Regions from separate parts of the Homo sapiens genome. Here region 2 is linked to region 1. Evidence: chromatin loops called from intact Hi-C (ENCODE). Cell type or tissue: endothelial cell of umbilical vein. All regions are shown on one strand. Links, peaks and the distances in the headings refer to the core of each region. The heading gives the core; the rest is flanking DNA.

Region 1 (11,112 bases), core at 2,546-7,545:
GAGCATTACCTTTGAGCATCATGCGCTCAAAAACTTTTGGTAAATTTTGGAGCATTTTGAATTTTGGATTTTCAGATGTGGGATACTCAACCTGTAAGAAATAGATACTTGCTCCAGACACCTTTGAATGCACATTATCATGCCAGACCCCATTCTCAGCACTGGGGCCACAAAAAAGGATAATACAGAAATGTTAAGAAAGTAATCTTCCTGAGCAAGGCTGAGAGAGACCAAGAGAGTGTGATCTGTTCTGGCAGAAGAAAGCAAAGTGAGGAGGAGCCTGTGGTAGACAAACGAGGTGACCTGATCCAATGCTCTATACTCCTACCTTCCATTTTTGGTTGGAAGTCACCCTTTCCCCAACTCCCTAACCACACTTCCTATAAAACTCAGTCAAAGGGCTAGTCTAGGCCAATCACAGCATGGTAGAAAATGACATATCAGCACTGTCTAAATTCTTTTTCTAGAGAAATGGTCTTTCTGGAGTTTAACTATCTTGATTCCAAAATTACAAAATAACTAGTGAAGACATTATTTAAGTTTGATATAAATGGACATAAGGTCTGAAAGAAATTTATAAAAAGTTTCTATATCTCAGAAACATTTCACTTAATATACATATGTCATGGAAATAAATTAGAAATCCTTTAAATCTCATTAGTGGATGTGTCTTGTGTTTCTTGATCCCTGGCTATGACAATTTGGTCCAAGGGATGAGAAGTAATCCCAATTGGTCAAATTAGAGTATTTTTGTGGCATTTTAAAACTAAGGAGTCCTCCTTTCTTCTTGGGTCACTCAACTGCAGGGTTGCAAGACTGGAACTATTTGGTCCTGGTTCCTGTCAGGCAGAGATAATCTGATGGAGACAGATGAAAATGAGGCCATTATATTGAAAGAAGCAGGCAGGAGAGGAACCAACACAAACAGAGGGAGAGCCTGATTCTAGGATCAACTCATACCTGAGGCCAACTCTACCCTGCTTTTCTCAGCCACGTCAAGCAACAGTCCCCTTTTAGGTGGAAGGTATAAGCTACATTAGTGTCTCTTTCAACCAAAAGAATCCTAATACAGAACTTTTCTGGTGGAAGGGAAGGAGGGTCTTTCTGGAGTAGTTACCACTGGAGTAGAATCTTACAAGGGACCGAAGTAATTAGCCAGGTACAGACAGACAGTTACAGAAAAATGGGCAAAGCCCAAGATTAATTAAAGGCACACAGAAGCTACTGAATATATTTGTTAAATAGAAATTCATTGAGCATATTTTATTTGCAAGTCACTTTTAGGTACTGAAGGTAGGGAATGGGGATAGAAAAGAAAATGCAAAAAATGCAACAAGACACATTTTAATGATAGTAAACTGGCAATGGCATACTTGTTTACAGGTCAGGTAACATATACGGGGAAGTCCAAGGGAGAGAATACAGTCACGGGTTCTTAGTTTCTGTTCCTGATTGGGCCAGTAAAGCCCTTCCTCATCCCTCTTTTCCGCTTACCACTAGGGAGAGAAACTAAATACCACAGCTTCAGGCTGCTAAGCACCTAAAACAAAACAAAACAGAACAAAAACAACAACAAAATAAGGCAAGTTGGAAGAACTTGTAAGTAAACAGCAAAGGAAATGCTAGGAGAAATTTACAAAAGCACAACAGAAGAAGGAACATTAAAGTAGCACTCAATTCCTTCACAAAATAAGCAAGTAAAGTCACAAGGACAGAGTCTGACCTAAAAGGTATGGAATCTTACAGCAAAAGAGTAAGTCTTATTTATACCTTTCAGAGACACCTTTTCAAGTGCCAACATGTCTGCAATAATTGACTATGTTAGGCCATGAAGAGAAGTTCAAGAAACACCAAAAAGTAGAAATAGTATTATCTACATTCTTTGATTACAATGTAATAAAATTAGACATGAGATAAAAGCAAAATTTTTAACAAACTAACCAGTGAGATAATTTTAAGTTATCTCCTAAAATTCTCACGGGTGCCTAGGGTCTGGTGGTACATTTGAGGCAGAAGCCCCCCACGCAAAAATCTCTGCTGAGACGAGATGTAGAAAGCTTAAACAAAAAAAAAAAAAAAAAAAAAAAAAAAAAAGCTCCTTCTACCCCAACCATGAGAAAAGCCCAAATGTTGTAATCTACAAAATTATGACTTTTTCTGAGTTTATAAGAGAGCTGAGTTTTTGAGGCAACCAAAGGGTGACAAGCCCCTCTGAGAAGATAAAACACATGAACTGTTTTATGTTTGAAAGTAACAGGAGAAAGAGGTGGTCACCACACAAATGGGTAGGAATAAATCAGCTAAAACTTCAATGAAATGTTAAAAGCCAAGTATGAACTAGGGGGTCACTTTGGAACAGTTAGGAGCACCAGAAATAAGTAGAGCTTGCACTGGCTCGAAAGCTTTCACATGAGTTCCACAAGGTGCTCAGAAAAATGCAGGTCAGGTAGGAGACCACAGGGAGCCCCTTTGGTGGCACAGGCATGCAGGAGGCCACTGGCTGCTGCTGGAGCCAGGCCCAAAGCCCCTCCATCTCCCCCTAGTCCCTTCTCTCCTAGCCTGTGGCTCTTAGGGCCACTGGCTGCCTGAGGAAGAATGTTGTTAGTAAACTGTCTATTGAATGAACTAATATATTAAAAATGTTCTCTTAATAGTTGTCAAAGTAATGTACAATTAAAGCAGTTCAAAACTAATTGTGAGGCTGGGCATGGTAGTGCATGTCTGCAGTCCCAGCTACTTGGGAGGCTGAAACAGGAGGATCCCTTGAGCCCAGGAGGTTGAGGCTGCAGTGAGCTATGATCGCGCCATTGCACCCTAGCCTGGGTGACACAATGAGACCCTGTATCTTACAAAAACAAACAACTAATTGTGGTAAAACACAAAACTCATGTACAATTAAGTAACAAGCATGTTAAAAATATTTTGCCAGCCGGGCACGGTGGCTCATGCCTGTAATCCCAGCACTGTGGAAGCTGAGGCAGGTGAATCATTAGGTCAGGAGTTCGAGACCAGCTTGGCCAACATGGTGAGACCCTGTCTCTGCTAAAAATACAAAAAATTAGCTGGGCGTGGTGGCAGGCACCTGTAATCCCAGCCACTCGGGAGGCTGAGGGAGGAGAATTGCTTGAACTCAGGAGGTGGAGGTTGCAGTGAGTCGAGATAGTGCCACTGCATTCCAGCCTGGGCGACAGTGCAAGACTCCGTCTCAAAATAAAAAAAAAAAAATTTGCCTTCTTTCTTTTGTAATTTTCTTTTTTTGTAAGAGATGTGGTCTTACTAGGCTGACCTTGAACTTCAGGGCTCAAACATTCCTCCCACCTCAGCCTCCCAAGTAGCTGGGACTATAGGCGCATACCATTGTGCTCAGCTTAGCCTTATTTCTATTAATAATTAAAGAAATACAAGTTTAAGGATTTATACCTGCCCATGTTACCCACCATGAACATTTTTTATAAGATTTTTTTGTTACAAAAACAATATATGCTCACAATAAAAAAGATGCAGATTAAAAATAAAGTATAAAACATCACTGACCAAGTGTGGTGGCTCACAAGTGTAATCACAACACCAGCCTAGGCAACATAGTGAAACCCCATCTCTACTAAAAATAAAAAATGAAAAAACCCCCAACAAAACAAAACAAAGACTATCACCCACTAGAGAACAACCATAGTTAATCCTGGCACGTAAACAGATGAACATAGAGAACTGCAAATTTGTGTGTGATATTTTATATTCACAATTTAATTTTAAAATGGTTTATATGGCATACATTGGGTATTTCTCCCATTTGTCAATATTCCAAAACCATCTTTCCCTGTCAGCAGACACATTTCTATAATGGTTTTTAAAGGAAGCATAATATTTTATTGCATAAATGTACCATAATTTCTTTTTTTTTTAGCATCATAGTTTAGTAACCAATTCCCCATTGAAGGACTTTATGACTCATTCTAAATTTTTAATGAATATTTATGCTAATGAAGGGGAGGGAAATGTCAGTTACTCCAAAATTTAAATCTCAATAGTTGAGGAAATGAATTATATAATGGAAATCTTAGACTACTATGCTTGATAGTCACCAGAGCAAGCACAGCTGCAGTCTGAAAGGCTTTTAAGCCAGAAAAAAAGAAAAAAGGAAAAGAAGTGAACACATTTATAAAGCTTTCCAAACTGTCTATCACAAATGACCACGGCTTACAGCAGACCTAGCTTCTGGATTGATGACTTGAATCTAGTCATTCATTTTACTTAAGAGAAAGACAGGAAAAAAGTATCTGTCGTAAGATCAATAAGCCCAGAGTGAAAAATAGGTTTCCTCAAACACCGAAAATAGCACCATGCAGTTTTTGTCTTTGAATTTGAAGAAAATGTAGGTGAAAGTCTTTAGCATAAAGGGACAGGAAACATCTTTATAAGCACACCACAAAAATGTGAACACATAAAAGCTAACTCAGTAACTTCAGCCTGATCGGTTGAAATAAATGAAGAAGCAGAAAAATGTTTATAACATGTAACAGTTAAACAATTAATATTTTTTAATATACAAAGAGTTATTACTAGCCAGTGATAAAATCAAACTACTCCCAAAGAGATGAATGGGCAGAAGGCATGAAAAAGCAATTCACAAAACAAACAAATGGCCAATAAACACGAAAACTGTTGAACCTTAGAGAAATGAAAAATAGTAACAAAGTCCTGTCTTGGTGATGCTGTTCATGTGAGGAAGACAATGTGAATTGATATCACCTTTCAGAGTGAAATCTACAAGGATCAAAATGAAGTATACGTATTCTTTGAGTCATTAATCTCACCTCTAGGAATTTACCTTAAGAAGATAATTACACATAATATATATAATTGTACTACACACTGTAGTACTCCTTATAATATAATGAAAACAAACTCTGAATGGAGAATCTGTGAAATAAATTATGGTACATATGTGCATACAACAGAATACTGTGTAGCCACTAACAAATGCTGAGTACTCAGTAGATCTACATTTGTTAGATGGATAGTTGAAAACTATCCATGAGACTGCAGACTTTCTAAAAGGAGGAGGCTGGAGAATAGAATAGAGGGTGTCACTTCATCAAGTTACATACATTGCTACTGAGATGACCTGAAGAATGGTCACCAAATGCTGACAGTGAATTCTAGTGATTTTTATATACTTCATGGTATTTTTCTAGATTAAAAAAAAATAATAAATGTGTCATTTTTATAAAAATATTAAGAAGCATTTTACTGATGAGGGGAAAGGCAGTTACATTATGACAGACTCAAGTATTCTCAAAGAGATGAATTTTATCTAAATATAGTTCAGCTATTAAGGCCAGCTGGCTGTTTTATGTCTGCTTTATTGCTTGTTACTTTGTAACTGTGGTATAAAAAAGAATTTTTCTGGTGTGCCATCTTGGGTTCCTGGTAAAAGCTTCAAACACCCTTGGAATTTCCTGAGTGCTGGTGCCTTTGTTCTGCTAATGAGGCGATTCAGATTGCACATCCGGGAGTCAGGGGAGGGCAGAGACCGAGCTCAATCATGTGGCCAATGATTTAATCAATCATGCCTACAGAATGAGACTTCAATGAAATCTTTGGTCACCAAAGGTCAGTGCAGCCTCCTGACTGGTGTACACGCTGATGTGCCAGGAGAGTGGGGTGCCCTGACACTAAGGGGAAGGGTTGTAGAAGCTCTGCTTTCCCTTCTAGGCTTCGCTTTATGTGTCTCCTTTATAATAAAACTGCAGTGGTAAGGACAGGACTTTTTTCTGAGTTCTGTGAGTCATTCTAGTAAATTATGGAACCTGAGGTGGGGACATGGGAACCTCCTACAATAGTAACCAGCTGGACAGAAATGTGCGTGGCCTGGGGATTCCCCTGAAACTTGTGGATGGAGTCTGAAGTGGGGGCAGTCTTGTGGACTCTGTTCTTAATAGGCGAGATCTGCGATTACTCCAGGTAGTCAGTGTCAGATTTGCAATGCAGTACACCCAGGTGGTGTCAGACCAGTTGGGATGAAATGGAAAAGTAATCATCCTAAGTAATGATATAGTATTATTTTCTATAACTGATACTTTGAAAAAATGTCAATGTAGTAAATGGCCAATAGCTTTGTTGATCGGATTTTGTGAATTTCCTACCACAAACAATAACACGTAAGAAATGTTTCTGCTTCTTGGACATCCAGATGCCTCCTATCTGTGCCATTCATGCAGCTCTCCCAGGCTGTGCTCCCACAGCCCCATGGGCCTCCACTACAGCACTCATTCCCATGTACTGCATCGGTCTCATACTGCCTCTCTCTCATACACTGGACTGTGAATTCCAAAGCAGGCATCACATCTTCTCCATCTTTGTATCTCAGAGCCTACCACTGTGCCTAGAAAGTGGCAGAGGTGCTATTAAATTTGGTGGATGAATGAGTCTGTGAAATAACTGTCCATAAAAATCACTCCAGTGGAGGAAAGTGAAAACTCAGGTTTGAAACTTCGCAGTCATTATATGCTCTTCTCCTCCTGCCAATCTTTCAATACTCAACAAAATACTGTGTCTGGGGGATCAAAGTGATAAGCGACCTCTGAAGGAAAATGGTAAATGAAATAAGAATTCCTTCAAACATAATAGGAAAAAAGAAAATAGTGTTAAATATTCCTTTTCCTTTTCTCTTAGATTTTTGTGGTCTCATGACAGGACATGAGAAATCTGGTTTGAAGGACTAACTTTTTTTGTGTGGGCAGAATGCTTTTATCCTTTTCTACAACAACTTACCTTTTAACCTGGCATCACCCCCAAAGGCACCACAGCCCCAGTTTCCTGTGGCCACTGCAGAAAGATTCTCTGAAGAAACTCCAGGACGGAGAAATCCACAGTAAGCCTGCAGGATAAAAGAATTATCAAAGCCTGTGAGTGCCTAGACACTAACAGTGTTTCTGACTGATGTACTAGGATCAGTGTCCATTATCAAGCTTATGTTCAATTTCTCATTTTTTTTTTCCATAGGGGCCAAAATAGAGGGAAAAACAAAGAGGGAGAAAGGGAGAGAAAAACCTGGGATTATGCAAGGAAGAGACTAAGAAATGATAAATTCTAATATTTATTTGTTTGAATGCTAAGCACATAAAATCCCTTAAACTAATACAGGTCCCAATTTATTTTTCCACTTCAAACAAACAGAAATGAAAATAGCAGATATTTCAAGAACTAATAGGATCCCAATTATAAACTACTAGGAAAAACTACCAGGAAAGGGACTTGTTAGAACAGTTTTCTTTTTCTTTGAAGGCTTTAATCACTATTTTTTTCATCAGGCAAAGGGTCACTATTATGCCTCCTCAGCATTCTCTCTCTCAGTTATGGAGATTAGATTAATAAATGTGCTTCCTGCTACTGACATACTTAACAAAGAGCAAGCAACTATCTATAGAAGGGATTCCTATACCTGGTTATGAAATAACCTTTAAGATGCCTTTTGGCTCTAAGATTCTCTAGTTTCACAGCTCTGTTTTAAGCTAGAATATTTAAAAACTTGCCAGTAATGTGAGAAAAGTACAATATATTCTGAAGATGCTGGCTAAGTATTAATTAAATGAACAGCTCATTTTCTATATGAGAAGACCATTGTGTAAGATCCCAGAGTTCCTGATTTCCACCTCTTTGCTGTCAGCTAGTTGGTCTTTCTGCCTTCTTTCTAAATTCTTATTTTCTGAAGTGATCAGACTGTAACAGGCTTAATACAGCAGCAAAGCAAAACTCCCCTGGGTTCTCAAGTTCCAAACGAAGCCTAAAATATAGCTTACATATAATAGCAAATACAATTAAAAGAATGATCTTGACAAATGTTCCCAGAGAAAAACCAAGGATAAAGAAAGATGCTTCTATGAAACCCACACATAGAAATATATTAAATTGTTCTTTGAAGTTTCCACAAAGGTATAAAAATTTATTTTACAGACTGTCTCGATGGATTAACAAGGCTATTCCTTCCATACCCTCCTAGACTGTAAATCCTGACAGATATTAATTATAAGTTGGTACCAGATCATTATTCAACACTGTGGTATAGAGCTTACACAAGCGCTCACAAATTACCTGCATAGTCAGATGCATGGAGCTTCTGAAAATCTCTTTCAGGTCAAAAAAATCTGAGAGCTCCATTTGTTTTGAATAGGCTCTTGAAAGATAGTCTGTGTCATTAACGAACAAGGGAAAAAACAAACCCTCTGGAAGAATAAACATAACTTTGCCGCTTTGTTTCATGTCAGAATTTTCTAACATGCCTAGAGAGAAGAAGGCTTCCTCAGATTCCTAGTTCATTTCTCTGTTTTATACTATCAGGATGGTTTTAGTTTCTTTCTTACTGCTGTCTCTAAATAACTGGGTTAACTTTACTTCAATGTGCAAAAATAGCTTAGTGAAACTAAGGCCTAATGATTGAGAATTTGAAACATTTAAATTATTAGAAGCAAAATCTAGTACAAAATATTATCCAATTTTCCTGGAAAATTATCTATCTTGAAAAATGGCCATAAAAACAAACCATGAAACTGAAAATAAACCTCATTCAGTGTTTAGATCAAATCTTTAAAAGTTCATGGCTGTAACCCCAGCACTTTGGGAGGCTGAAGTGGTAGGATCACTTGAGCTCTGGAGTTTGAGACCAGCCTGGGCAATATGGCAAGACCTGTGGTGTCACCTACTTGGGAGGCTGAGGTGGGAGGACTGCTTGAGCCTGGGAGGTCTAGGCTGCAGTGAGCCATGATGGTGCCACTGCACTCCAGCCTGGGTGACAGTGAACTCTATCCCCCACCCCTGCCACCAAAAAATATTAATCAGATAAAAATTAAATGATAAAATTACATAGAAATTAGAATAACTGGTTATAATGATTAAATACAAAATTATTTTATTCTGTTAAGAAGCAAGCATTTGTAAGGTCAGAAATAAGACAGCAGTAGTATGCTGCCCTGAGCCCTCTTTGGAAAGTCAGCCCAGGCTTCTCCCTTCTCTAGGAAGAAGGATGCCTTAAGTGCTGGAGACCAGGGCAGAGCCTTGAATCAGGGGACCTTTCCTTTTATGAGTAGGAATTGAACTCCCTTGGTAAAGAAACAAAGATGAGATAAGGATAGAGACCTTAAAAGAGTTGCCAAGTTCTCACTCCACAGCGAAAGGCATTAGGAGTTCTCAAGAGCTCTATATTGGCAAATGCGTTTGTTTTTCCCCCACCCAGAGCAAGAGTACTTGAGAAGACTCATCAGAAAGCTGCGAGAATAAAAGAAAGCCAGCTTGAACTCTAGCCATACCCTGCCCTGACAGTCTGCAATGACAGAGCAATTTATTTTTACTAATCAACAACTCAGAAGGGGGAAAAGAAAAAGGAAGCACTGAGACCTCAGGATAGTAAGCAGAAGATACCAATGAACAACCCTCTCTTGGAATGAGTTTTGATGGGAAGGGAAGAAGACAGCGAACATAAAGGTAATTTGGGAGTCCTGAAGGTTGCAAAGGGGTGTATTGAGAAGAAAGATGAAAATATTAGTACCTAGAGTTAAAAACTAGAGACCAACCAGGACATGGTAATGATAAAGATGTAGGAAAGAAGGAAAGAAAACGGAAAAGAGACCAAACAAAACTGGTATAAAGTCTACAGGCCCAAAATGAGGCCCAGGAAAGAAATGGTATCCAGGGGAATAGTCTGGCACAAACTGATGTATAAGATTTTACACTTAAGTAAGATCTTTGGCTTCAATATCAATTTTAGAAGGCCCAAGCAGATAGACAGTTACGTGCCGCATAGTGATGTTGCAGTCAACAACGAAGCACAAACGTGACGATGGTCCCATAAGATTATTATACCATTATTTTCATAGCACCTGCCCTATGTTTAAGACACAAATACCTACCGTTGCGTCACAGCTGCCTATAGTATTCAGTATAGTAACACACTCGACTGGTTTGTAGTCTAGGAGCAATAGGCCATACCATCTAGCCTAGGTGAGTAGCAGGCTATACCACTTAGGTTGTGTAAAGTGACATGTGCACAGTGACTACTTCACAGAACATATCTCCATCTTTAAGTGATGCATGATTTTACTTAAAAGATGTCTTTCATTATCATGTAAATACATTATTCTATTTGCTGGAATAATTTAATAATTATTGTTCCTAAAGTTACTCATTTATATGAAATCAATCTACTATACTTCTTTAACTTAATACACAGTGGATATTGATACTGATTTTCTGAGGTTTTTAGTATTCTCTGATTTCTTACGACTTTTTTTTTTTTTTTTTTTTTTTTTTTTTAGCCCAGGCTGGGTTCAGTGGTGTGATCCTAGCTCACTGCAAACTCCACCTCCCGGGTTCAAGCGATTCTCCTGCCTCGGCCTCTCGAGTAGCTGAGATTAGACTTCATCCCTAAAATAATTATAACATTAATACATTGTTTTTGCTATTCTAAAATGCAATATATAAAATGAAAGAAGTATGCAGATCTTAGTTTCCTGATGTATAAAATCCAAGATTGGGTTATGTATTTAATTGTTATTCTGATTCTATATATTGGGAAACTTAAGGGAAAACCCACTACAAATGATACATTTTGAACATTCTCGAAAAGTAAAGTGACACATATTTTATGAAAAGACTGTAAGTGCTCAGATGCTGAACTTCTTAGGAATATCAGCAGCAAATACTGACTGGTTTTGTTTTCAGGCTTTGGTTTAATAACAGTCCTATTCCAAATACGGTGGTGAATAATAACAAAAACATCAATAAACAGATCAATTTTTAAAAAGGTAAATAGGGATGATTTGTATCTCTCCACCTTGTTCAATCTCAGATTCAGAAAGCTCCACAAAACATATTCATTACTTAATCCTACCTAAAATCCTACCTAACATGGCAAATACAACTTTTCACAAGTGATTTGTTTCTTCTCTTGCAGTGCTATTTGCCACTTTTACAAGCTGAAGTCATAAATCTTTCTAACCCTAAAATAATTCTCCTTTAGAATGATACCCAGCTGATCTCTCACAGGATTAAACATTGCTTCACAGTATGAGTTAGATAGAAGGAGACTGGTCCCCCCCTTTAAAAACCAACTCTACT
Region 2 (11,112 bases), core at 2,536-7,535, 280 kb before region 1:
ACCAATAATCTGTAAAACTGTCTTTATTTCCCAAAGATTAAATCAAATAATCTTTGGGAAATACAGATTGCTTGATTGATTTAAGCTCTTATTATTTTTAAGCCAATTAATCAGAGCTCTTTCATTTATACATATCACACATACAACACATTTAAATAGACAGACAGATCTAGTAGTTGTAAGATTTTTCATTTGCCAGCTTTTAAGTTTCTCTTTAAAGTGTGCAATTTCTAGGGCCTAATAAGCAGGCACAGCTGGAAGGCAAAACAGATTCCCCAAAATTTTGGGTCCCATTTTTATACCAGATCCTGGATCGCAAAAAGAGGAAATCAGGCCATTTCCCATGGGAGTCTTATCTCTCAGTAGTGAGTGGGTATATTTCCATATCTTCCAGGGGGCCAAGAGCATGTTTCTCTGATCCAAATGTGCAAAGAGTTGAGTATCCCCCCATAACTGTCATTAGCCATCCCTAAAAGTGCATTTCCTCCCTTGTTATTATACACTAAAGTTCTCTCACAGGGCAAATTTCTGATACCCCCAAAAGTCAAAAACATCAGATAATGCAATGCAAAAGAGAACAGAGCCTTATATTTTAGAGGGATCTATCCACTTTCGATTCCTGGGATTTTATGAGGAAAACAGAGATTTTTCCCAAAATGAGGTCGTGGCACCTCCTCTGTTTTTCCCAAGAAGTCCCATGCTGCTAGAAATTCTTAGGTCCTCTCATGTGTGCATCAAGAATGGCAAGAAGACAAAATGGAGAAAAACAGTTCATTCAACTGAGAAGAAAAAAAAACCTTTTTTCCAGAAAAACATCTTCCAAGAAGAGAAGAAACATAAAGTTCTTTTAAATATAGGTAAAGCTTGGCTATCCACTTTTAATTAAGCTAACTTTTAACCATACCACTCTTTTTAAAAAGTCCTTTTAAATTTCTTGTTACTGATCTCACCCAGGCCAAATGGCCAATATTTCTGGCTTTTGAATTTTACCAACAGTAACCTCTCAGGCAAAACCAGTAAGCCTTAACTAAGGTTATAACTTAACCACGAGTCAACGAGTTTTTTTCAAAGAGATGGTTAGCAGTTTTTACAAAATGTAAAATCTCCAAAGGTAGCTCAGAGAAAGGAAAATTCAAGAAGGAAGTCAGAAGTTGTTCACAGAGGGGCAGAGAATCAACAAATGGCAACATTCACACAGATATGAACCAAAAAGTACTCATTCCCTAGGCCAGGAATTGAACCCTGAACCCGGGCCCCCATTGTGAAAAGACAAAGCCTTAGCCACTAAGCTACAGCACTGGACAGTTTCTGTTACTCTTCCCAGAAGGAGCCTAGAAGCAGCCAATTCTTAGCTTGCAAAAACTTTTAACTGCTCAAGACAATTTTTAAGGCTATGACATGAATTCCAAAATTCCTATTCTCCGGATGGTGGAGAAAGAGAAACTACTGCCCCGCAGTTACAAGATCAAGCTCCCAAGAACGTAGAACAAGATGAGAGGGAAACCTCATCCAGTTTCATTGTTTCAGGGACCTGCAGCAAAGTTTGTTACTGACCAGCTTGCTGGAGTGTGTTGAACAGTGGTTTTATGGGATACTAAGCCCATGTTCTCTCCTAAGATACTCTTCTTTATGACAGAATGATACAGAAAGACAAATTTATAGCACAAAATACATCAGATTCACTACAGCTTAAGACTAGCCTCAGAAATCCTTTTTCTCATTAATTAAAATTGCAAGAGATAATGCAAGAGATGGTGATTTTTACCATTCCTACAACAAATTTGTGCAGAGAGATAGGAAAAGGAAGGGAGAAAAGCATTGCCTGCAGTGGGGTAGGGAAGGCAAAGAGCTCATGGAGGCCAGAGAAAGACCCACCCATTGCAGTGACACTGAACCAGAAGTTCAGGTGGCCACTTGTCAGCCACAAAGGGATATTTTCCAGCATGCCCATCAGCTCTCAATTGTCCCCCTTTGGGGAGGAAAAAGCTCCCCATGTCCCATGGTCCTGTACATGCTTAATTCTGTCACCCACAGCCATCAGCAAAGAATGCAAGACAGATTAATCCAGAGAGAATAATAGTCAACATCCTGCAGGGCCAAATCCATTTTTAACCAAGAAGGACTTTACTGACAGGGGCCTCTAACCCCCTAAATCTTAGGAAGGACTCTAACCTTCCTAAGTTGGGCCTCAAACCCAAGTTCAGTCAAGCATCCTTGCCTTTTATTAAGAGGGGCCTTTAACCCTCTCTGTCTTAGGAGAGACTCTAACCTTCCTAAGTTAGGCCTCTAACCCAATCTCATCCTTTACCTGAGTAAAATGTACCCCGCCATGTACCCAAAGTTAGCCAATTGGTGCTGCAGTCTATTTCGTTTGGGTCAGGGTCTCCTCAGTATAGTCCCTTTGTGGTTCACCAGGAAGATGTTGCCAGAAAGGGATGTCAATCCAGACCTCAAGAGAAGGTTCCTGGATCTTGTGCAAGAAAAAATTTGAGGCAAATCCATAGAGTAAAGTAAAAGTAAGTTTATTAAGAAAGTAAAGGAATAAAGAATAGGCAGTGCAGCCCCAGGGGCTGTTGGTTGCCCATTTTTATGGTTATTTATTGATGATATGCTAAAAAAGGAATGGATTATTCATGAGTTTTCTGGGAAGGGGGTGGGCAGTTCCCAGAACTGAGGGTTCCTCCCCTTTTTAGACCATATAGGGTAACTTCCTGACATTGTCATGGCATTTGTAAACTGTCATGGTGCTTGTGGGAGTGTCTCTTAGCATGCTAACACATTATAATTAGTATATAATGAGCAATGAGGATGACCAGAGGTCACTTCACCACCATCTTGGTTTTAGTGGGTTTTGGCTGGCTTCTTTACTGCATCCTTTTATCACCAAGGTCTTTGTGACCTGTGTCTTGTGCTGACCTCCTGTTTGATCCTGTACTTACAAATGCCTAACCTCCTAGGAATGCAGCCCAGTAGGTCTCAGCCTTATTTTACCCAGACCCTATACAAGATGGAGTTGCTCTGGTTTAAACACCTCTGACATAACCACCCAACACATTCACCTTGCCTGCTGCCTAGAGCCTAGACAGAGCCAATTTATAAAGACAGAGGAGCTGCAATAGAGAAAGGGTAATTCATGCAGAGCTGGCTGTGCAGACCAGAGTTTTATTATTACTCAAATCAGTCTCCCTAAGAATTCGGAGATCAGAGTTTTGTTTTGTTTGTTTTTTTGGAGACACAGTCTCTCTCTGTTGCCCAGGCTGGAGTGCGGTGTTGTGATTTCAGCTCGCTGCAACCTCCTCCCAGGTTAAAGCAATTCTTGTGCCTCAGCCTCCTGAGTAGCTGGGATTACAGGCAAGCACCACCAAGCCCAGCTAATTTTTGTATCTTTAGTAAAGACAGGGTTTCACCACATTGGCCAGGCTGGTCTTGAACTCCTGGGCTCCAGTGATCTGCCTGCCTGGGACTCCCAAAGTGCTGGGATTACAGGTGTGAGCCACTGTGCCCGGCTGGGGATTGGAATTTTTAAGGATAGTTTGGTGGGTAGGGGCCAGTTAGTCATGAGTTCTGATTGGGCAGGTCAGAGATGAAATCACAGTGAGTCGAAGCTGTCCTCTTGTGCTGAGTCAGTTCCTGAGTGTGGGCCACAAGACCAGATTAGCTCAGTTTATCAATGGCGGGGGGGGGGGGGGGGGGGGGCGGGGGGCAGCTTATTCACTGAGTACAGCAAAATATCTCAAGAACTGATCTCAGGTTTTACAATAATGATGTTATCCCCAGGAGCAATTTGAGGAGGTTTAGAATCTTGCAGCCTCCAGCTGGATGACTCCTAAACCATAATTTCTAATCTTGCAGCTAATTTGTTAGTCCTGCCAAGGCACTCTAGTCCCCAGGCAGGAAGGGGGGTTTGTTTTGGGAAAGGGCTATTATCATCTTTGTTTCAAAGCTAAACCATAAACTGAGTTCCTCCCAAAATTAGTTTGGTGTACACTCAGGAATGAACAAGGACCTCTTGGAGGTTAGAAGCAAGATGGAATCAGGTCAGATCTCTTTCCCATAGAAATTGCCTCAGTTACAATTTTTGCAAAGGCAGTTTCAATTGCAGTACATGGTGCTCCATAGAGACTAAGCCAGGACAAGTGAGAGCCAGATGGGCACTGGGAGAAAAAACAACTAAATGTGGACAAAGGAGACCCTAAGAAGCTGAGAGGCAAAATGTTATCATGCATTCTTTGTGCAAGCTTGCCTGGAGGAGCAGAAGAAGAACCCAGACGCTTCAGTCAGATTCTCAGAGTTTACTAAGAAGTGATCAGAGATGCAGAAGTCCATATCTGCTAAAGGGAAAGGAAAATCTGAAGACATGCCAAAGGCAGACAAGTCCTGTTATAAAAGAGAAATGAAGGCCAGGCGCCGTGGCTCACGCCTGTAATCTCAGCACTTTGAGAGGCTGAGGCGGGTGGATAATGAGCTCAGGAGTTCAAGATCAGCCTGGCCAAGATGGTGAAACCCCGTCTCTATTAAAAATACGAAAAATTAGCTGGGCATGGTGGCAGGTGCCTGTAATCCCAGCTACTTGGGAGGCTGAGGCAGGAGAGTCGCTTGAACTCGGAGGGTGGAGGTTGCAGTGAGCCGAGATCACGCCACTGCACTCCAGCCTGGGCAACAGAGTGAGACTCCGTCTCAAAAAAAAAAAAAAAAAAAAAAAGAGAGAGAAATGAAAACCTATCTTCCTCCTAAGGGAGAAACAAATAAAAACTTCAGGAATTTCAGTGTGCACAAGATGATTCCTCAGGCATTTTTCTTATTCTATTCCATCACCCCAGAGTCAAAGGAAAACACCTGGACTATCCTTTGGGGATGTTGCAAAGAAGCTTGGAGAGAAGTGGAGTTGGCTTGAAAGGAAGCGGCTGAGGCAAAGTTAATATAAGTAGAGAGTTTATGTGGGCCAAGCTTGAGGACTGCAATCTGGGAGCACAGATTCAAGTTGTCCTAGATATACAGTCTGTTAAAAGTAGGTTTTTAAAGGAAAAGAAGACGAGCTTCTTAAGTTGTTTACCAAGAATTTACATTAAAATAACATAAGCTATTGATTGTCTATATATTGTTCTGTGTGTAGGAACATGAAGATAATTCAAATTCCAAGAACATGAAGATAACGGGTGAGGCAGATAGTCAGGAACAAGGAGTCTTTAAACAATTGCCCTCGGGCATGGGTGTAGAGGACATGACTAAAGTCTCATACTTATGTCTCTGTGGACCAGATGAATTTTGCATACTTCACATAGCTCAGAATGCTCTAAGCTATTTTTCTTTTCTCAGGAATAATAATACTGCTGCAGATAACAAGCAGCCTTAGGAAAAGAAGGCTGAGAAGCTGAAGGAAAAATACAAAAAGGAAATTACTGCATACCAAGCTAAAGGAAAGCCTGCCAAAAAGGGAGTCATCAAGGCTGAAGAAAGTAAGAAAATAGAAGGAAGATGAAGAGGAGGAGGAAGAAGATAGAAGATGAAAATGATGATGAATAAATTGGTTCTAGTCCAGTTTTTTTTTTCTTATCTATAAAGCATTTAACCCCTGTGTATACAACTCACTCATTTTAAGGGAAACAATTGAAATGTGTAAGATTTGTATTTAAACTATACAGTGTCTTCCGTTTGTATAGCCGACCCACTATCAAATTTGTCTTTAGATAGCCTTGATGGTATTTTCAACAGACTCTAACCTTGCCTGGTACAGTATGGGAGTTGTAAATTGGCATGGAAATTTAAAGCAGGTTCTTTGGTGCACAGCACAAATCAGTTACATGTAGGAATGATGGTTTCTTCATCTTCAGTTTGCTCTGATATGGCTTGTATGAAATAATTGTTTGTTAACTGAATAACACTCAGTAATTGCAAAAAAAGAAAAAAGAAGAAGAAGTTGCTGCTAATTTGTAACTGCCAATTGGTTCTTCTTGCCTACTGTCCAGATGAAACCAGTTTAACAAGACAGGGGAATTGCAATAGAGAAAGTTTAATACACGTAGACCCAGCTAAATGGGAGACCATAGTTTTATTATTACTCACATCAGCCTCCCCAAAAATTTGGAGGCTAGAGTTTTTTAAAGATAGTTTGGCAGGTGGGGGACTAGAGACTGGGTCCTGCTGATTGGTTGGGAATGTAATCATATGGGTGTGGGAAAATGGTCCTCACGTGCTGAGTCTGCTTCTGGCAGGGGACGTAGGACTAGCTGTCTTCAGTGGCAGGTCTGGATGGAGCCATCTCGTTATGAGAAATGCGAAAGTCTGAAAAGACATCTCAAAAGGCCAATCTTAGGTTCTAAAATAGTGATGTTATTTACAGGAGTAATTGAGGAATTTACAAATCTTGTGACCTCCAGAACAATGGCCGGTAATTGTTTAACTACGCCTGCATCTTAGCAAGATTCAGGCCACTCTCACAGTCCTAATCTTGTGGACTTTTATTAGTTTTACAAAGGCAGGTTAGTTTTGGGAAGGGCTCTTATCAGCTAAACCATAAACTAAATTCTTCCCAAAGTTAGCTTGGCCTACACCCGGGAATGAACAAGGATATCTTAGAAGCAAGATGGAATCAGCTATATCATAATTTAATTACTGTCATAATTTTGCAAAGGTGGTTTCAGTTTTGTTGACATTCTGAATGCTTCTAAGTAAATACAGTTTTTCATTAGTAAAAAAAAAATATGATTCCATTGAATCATGTGTGTGTGTGTGTGCGTGTGTATAGTGGAAGGGTGAAAGGTAGGAATGAGGAACAGTCCCCTAACTTTTTAGTCCCACCTCTACCATGGTGTTCTGTGCTTTTTTTACTCTTTTTCTCATTGTTTCATATATTCTGTCCAACTTTTTCTCTGCCCTGACTTTTTGTCAAGATCTTCCCTGCTTAATTTGGGCATTGTTTTTTGGTAATCTTTTAGAGACATTTTGATAATCTCCAACAATCATCTTACACTTCAAAGCTGATCTAAAAGATGGATGAGCAAAGATCTGCTCAAACTTTAGAAGAAGACATGGGCTGATCTCAGAGTACCTTAATTTCAGCAGCTCCACTATTTCAATGTAATTTTATCATTAATAACCAGCATTGTGATTAATATGTGCAGTTATACATGAAAGAGATTTTGAAGGAAATTGTAATGATTCTGAACACAAGAGGAAAAGTTATTGCTGATCTATTATTCATATCAGAGGAAACTGACTGCAAGTGTAAATATAAATAAGAATGTAGCAACAGTAAAGAATAACCTGAGGGCATGGACATGTTTTCAGGATATTTAATTCCAGATAAAATATGTAGAAAGAAAATATAATCATATAATCTGTATTAGTCAGGGTTCTCTAGAAAGATGGAACCAATAGGATAGAGACAGAGAGATAGAGATGAAGATAGAGATAGAGATAGATAGAGATAGAGATAGAGATAGAGATGATAGAGATAGGTAGAGATAGAGATAGGGATGGGGGAGGGATATGGGCAGGGATAGAGATAGAGATAGCTGAGATAGAGATAGAAATAGAGATAGAGACATAGAGATAGAGATAGAGATGATAAAGACAGAGCTAGGGATAGAGATAGAGATGTATGAGAAGGGATTTACTAGGGGAATGGGTTCATGTGATTATGGAGGCTAAAAAGTCACACAACAGACCATCTGCAAGCTGAAGACCCTGGGATAGGTCTAAATCCTAAAGCCTAAGAACCTGGGAAGCCAATGGTTTAACTCTCAGTCTGAGGCCAAAGGCCTGAAAACCCAGGAGGCCACTGTCATAAGTCCTGCAGTCCAAAGGCTGGAGTTCTGATGTCCAAGACCAAGTGTGTCCCAGCTCTGAGAGAGACAGAAAAGAATTCACCTTTCTTCTACCTCTAGCCAGGTCCCTAGCCAATTGGATGGGGCCCACCCACAGTGAGAGGGGATCTTTCCCATTCAGTCCACTAACTCACAGCCAATCTCCTCTGGAAACACCCTCACAGGCACACCCAAAAATGATGCTTTGCCAGTTCTCTAGATATTCCTTAATCCGGTAAAATTGACCTAAAATCAACTATCACATGATCTTACTGTACTGTATACCATGGGGCAATTGTAATTGTTTGTTCTTTAATTGTCAGTGTCACTCCCTTTAAAATTAGCCTACTCTCAGGAATTGCTATTCAGCAAATGGCTGTGAGAGAGACCAGAATACCACCTAATGGATGTGGGCATTTTCCATTTCAACAGATTCATTTTATTGAGTGGCTGCTTGGAGCTAGGTACTCTGATGGTTGTGGGGGACATGAAATGAACAAGGCAGACAAGGTCCCTACTCTCATGGCACTTGCATTCTAGCAGAGGAAGAAAATTAAAAGTGCACTATACAAATCAAATATATAAAGTAATAAATGCTATTGAGGAACATAAAACAGAATAACAGAGAACAAGTGCCTCTTTGGTGGGTATGAAGTGGTCTCTTAATATGAGACATTTCAACGGTGGTCCAAATAACAGGAAGAAGATAGCTGTAGGAAGATCAGGCAGAAGAAGATTCTTGACAGGAAGCAGTAGTGTGAAGGGGTAAGGCACAAAGTTGGCAAGTTTTCAGACTAGAAATTAGGACTCTGGCTGAAGCCAAGATAGAAAGGGGCCAAATATCTAGAGCTCTGTAACCTAGGCATGAAATTTGATTCTAAATGCAAATCAAATCTGTTGGAGGGTTTTAAGTAAGGAAGTGACACGATTACATTTACATTTTTAAAATATTCTGGCATAAGGATGGTCATATAGATCAATGGGACAGAATTGACAGTCAAGAAATAAATTCATATATCTATGCTCAATTCATTTTCAACAAGGGTGCCAGGACCACTCAATGAGGAAATAATTGTCTTTTCAACAAAAGATCCTGGGACAAGTGGATGTCCACATGCAAAAGAATGAAGTTCAACCCCTACCTCACACCATATACAAAAATTAATTCAACATGGATCAAACACCTAAATGTAAGTGCTAAAACTCTTAGAAGAAAACCTAGGGGTGAGTCTTTATAACCTGGAGTTTGGCAATGGATACTTTCCTTTTTTTATTTTTGTCTCAAACAACCTATATTTATTATCTGACAGTTCTGTAAGGCAGAAGTCCAACATGGGTCTCATGGGTGTCAGGTCAACTCAGGGCATGTGAGTGAAGTTATCCTAGACCATGCAGGCCCAGCTGAGCCTTTAGCTGATCTCAGCAGTCAGAAAGCTGACCCAAACCAGAGAAATTCCTAGCTGACCCATAGAATTGTAAGAACTTATGCATATTAATTATATTAAACACTGTTTTCTAATACCTTGTCATACAGCAAGAGCTAACAAATATGGGAGGTGACCTAGAAAGCTGTGACATGCTCATTGCCAAAGACGTGGAGGACAAAAAACTGGCTCCCTCTGAGGGCTTACACTACCAGACAGGACCTGCCATTTGCACAAAAGCACTGGGGCAGCCAACGGGTCACTGCACAATCACCATGGAGCAAGCAGATCCTCAGGACTTTAAAGGCTGCACAGATCACCAGCATCCAGATGAGATGCAGGAATGAGCCAGCAATGGCCGCTTCCTCCACCAGCCAGTGCTCCCTACATGAGACTCTTCTCATGCCTCCCTGAATTCTGTATGGCTAGGGCAGGGAACAGAGGAGAGGGAGGAGAGAGAGGCTTGCGGGGAGAGCAAGCCACATGATCTCCTCTGCCAGCAGCTCACTGCTGAAGACCAGGGCAGAGGATCATCACATCCAAGTAAACTAAGTATTTGCCTGAAAGGGGGTAAAGGTTTTAACTGTGAATCAGAATACTAGCCAAACTTATTGGGCAAGAGATCAAGTTTTCTTTCTGTTCCACTTTCAGGATCAGAAAAATAATCTGAAAAGGCAAAACTGATAGTAGTGGTTATTGTAGGGGCATGGGGGGAGGAAATCACATTTGCACATTACTGGATTAAAATTCCCCAATTCAGTCTGTTACAGTCTCTCATTCCTTTTTCTCTCCCTAATATTTGGAACTAGTGGCACGCCTGGCCTTTGGAGAATGGAGGAATGAATGTCTGAGTCTTTGCTCATGTCCTCTCCAGCTAGTCAGTCTGGTAATATTCTAGGAGTCCTCCATGATTTAACTGAAATTCCAGCCCTTTTCTAAGCTTTTCCAACACCCAAGGCTCAACTCTACCTCAACACTTAACCAAAGTGTTTTGTAATTGGCTGGATCAATGTCCATTTCTCCCACTGATTGGGGATTGAGATCTCTGCTGCCCCCACCCACAATCTCCATCCTCCGGGGACACAGGATACCATGCCAGCCCCAACCCCTCTCCCACAGCTTCAGGGATGTCAGACAAAGAGATAGCCTCTCCATCCATCAGCTTGGTGGCCCCAGATCTCAGAGCCAGAAGCTGTTCCAAGGTTGTAGGAAGTGGTGAAGCTTCAACAACTTGCTTCCTCCAGCCTGCAGGAGCCCCCACCCACAGCCCACCTCATTTCTGTGAGGTTTGTGTTTTGAGACCCACAGATTCTTCAAGGTGCTTTTTAAGATTTCCTACTCTCTGCTGGCAAATTGTTAATCAGTTTGTCGCAGCATAAATAAAATTAGAGAGTTTAATTAAAATGAATGAGTGAGTGGAGACCAGCCTGGCTGCTTTGCTCTTGAGCCTGAAATGAGTAAATAATGAATGTGTCACCAGCAAGTGATGTGCTTTAGCAGAAGTGTGAGGGCAGCAGAAAGGAGGCCGTAGAGAGCTCCTCCACCCATAGCAATTTGCAAGTTGGTGGAATCTCCATTTGGGTGTATCTTGTTAATAAATTCTGCAGGAACTGTTTCTGTTTTCTAGGCCTTCCAACAAAAGTGATGACAGGGCCACACACAGGATGCCCATTCTCTGGGCACCTCTTAATGTCATGGTCTTTGTGAAGGGGAACAGTGGACACACGGATGGGGCAGCACCATAGACATTTAGTGGACGGGATAAGGAATTCTAACATTCTCCATGTGTAAGATGCAGAAAGAGTTGTCTTACATCCCACAGGACTTTCAAATGCTTTCCCAGACATTCATGCAGGAGAGAAATGTTTTTATGATTATTTAGG

The links. A loop is a pair of places that touch in the nucleus more often than their neighbours do. Peaks named below come from ENCODE experiments on the same cell type or tissue, not always from the same donor. Only the 100,000 strongest peaks of a DNase experiment are listed, where the experiment ranks them.
Region 2: it touches region 1 in a loop (8-fold over the local background); 1 of 110 quality-filtered maps calls a loop at or near these places.

The regions. Positions count from the first base shown.
Region 1 is chr10:49,826,029-49,837,140 of GRCh38, forward strand. PARG (poly(ADP-ribose) glycohydrolase) reads right to left here. Exons shown (of 18, transcript NM_003631.5): 16 at 6,775-6,880. Among named protein-coding and RNA genes, the nearest start is that of OGDHL, 69 kb to the left of the region's middle. RefSeq lists enhancers at 4,881-5,646, 5,647-6,410. In endothelial cell of umbilical vein, for the core only: no CTCF peak of the experiment used is centred there; a DNase peak (open chromatin) is centred at 5,563; H3K27ac peaks cover 2,337 bases.
Region 2 is chr10:49,547,132-49,558,243 of GRCh38, forward strand. It overlaps the pseudogene HMGB1P50. Among named protein-coding and RNA genes, the nearest start is that of ERCC6, 14 kb to the left of the region's middle. In endothelial cell of umbilical vein, for the core only: no CTCF peak of the experiment used is centred there; DNase peaks (open chromatin) are centred at 3,590 and 5,320; H3K27ac peaks cover 3,593 bases.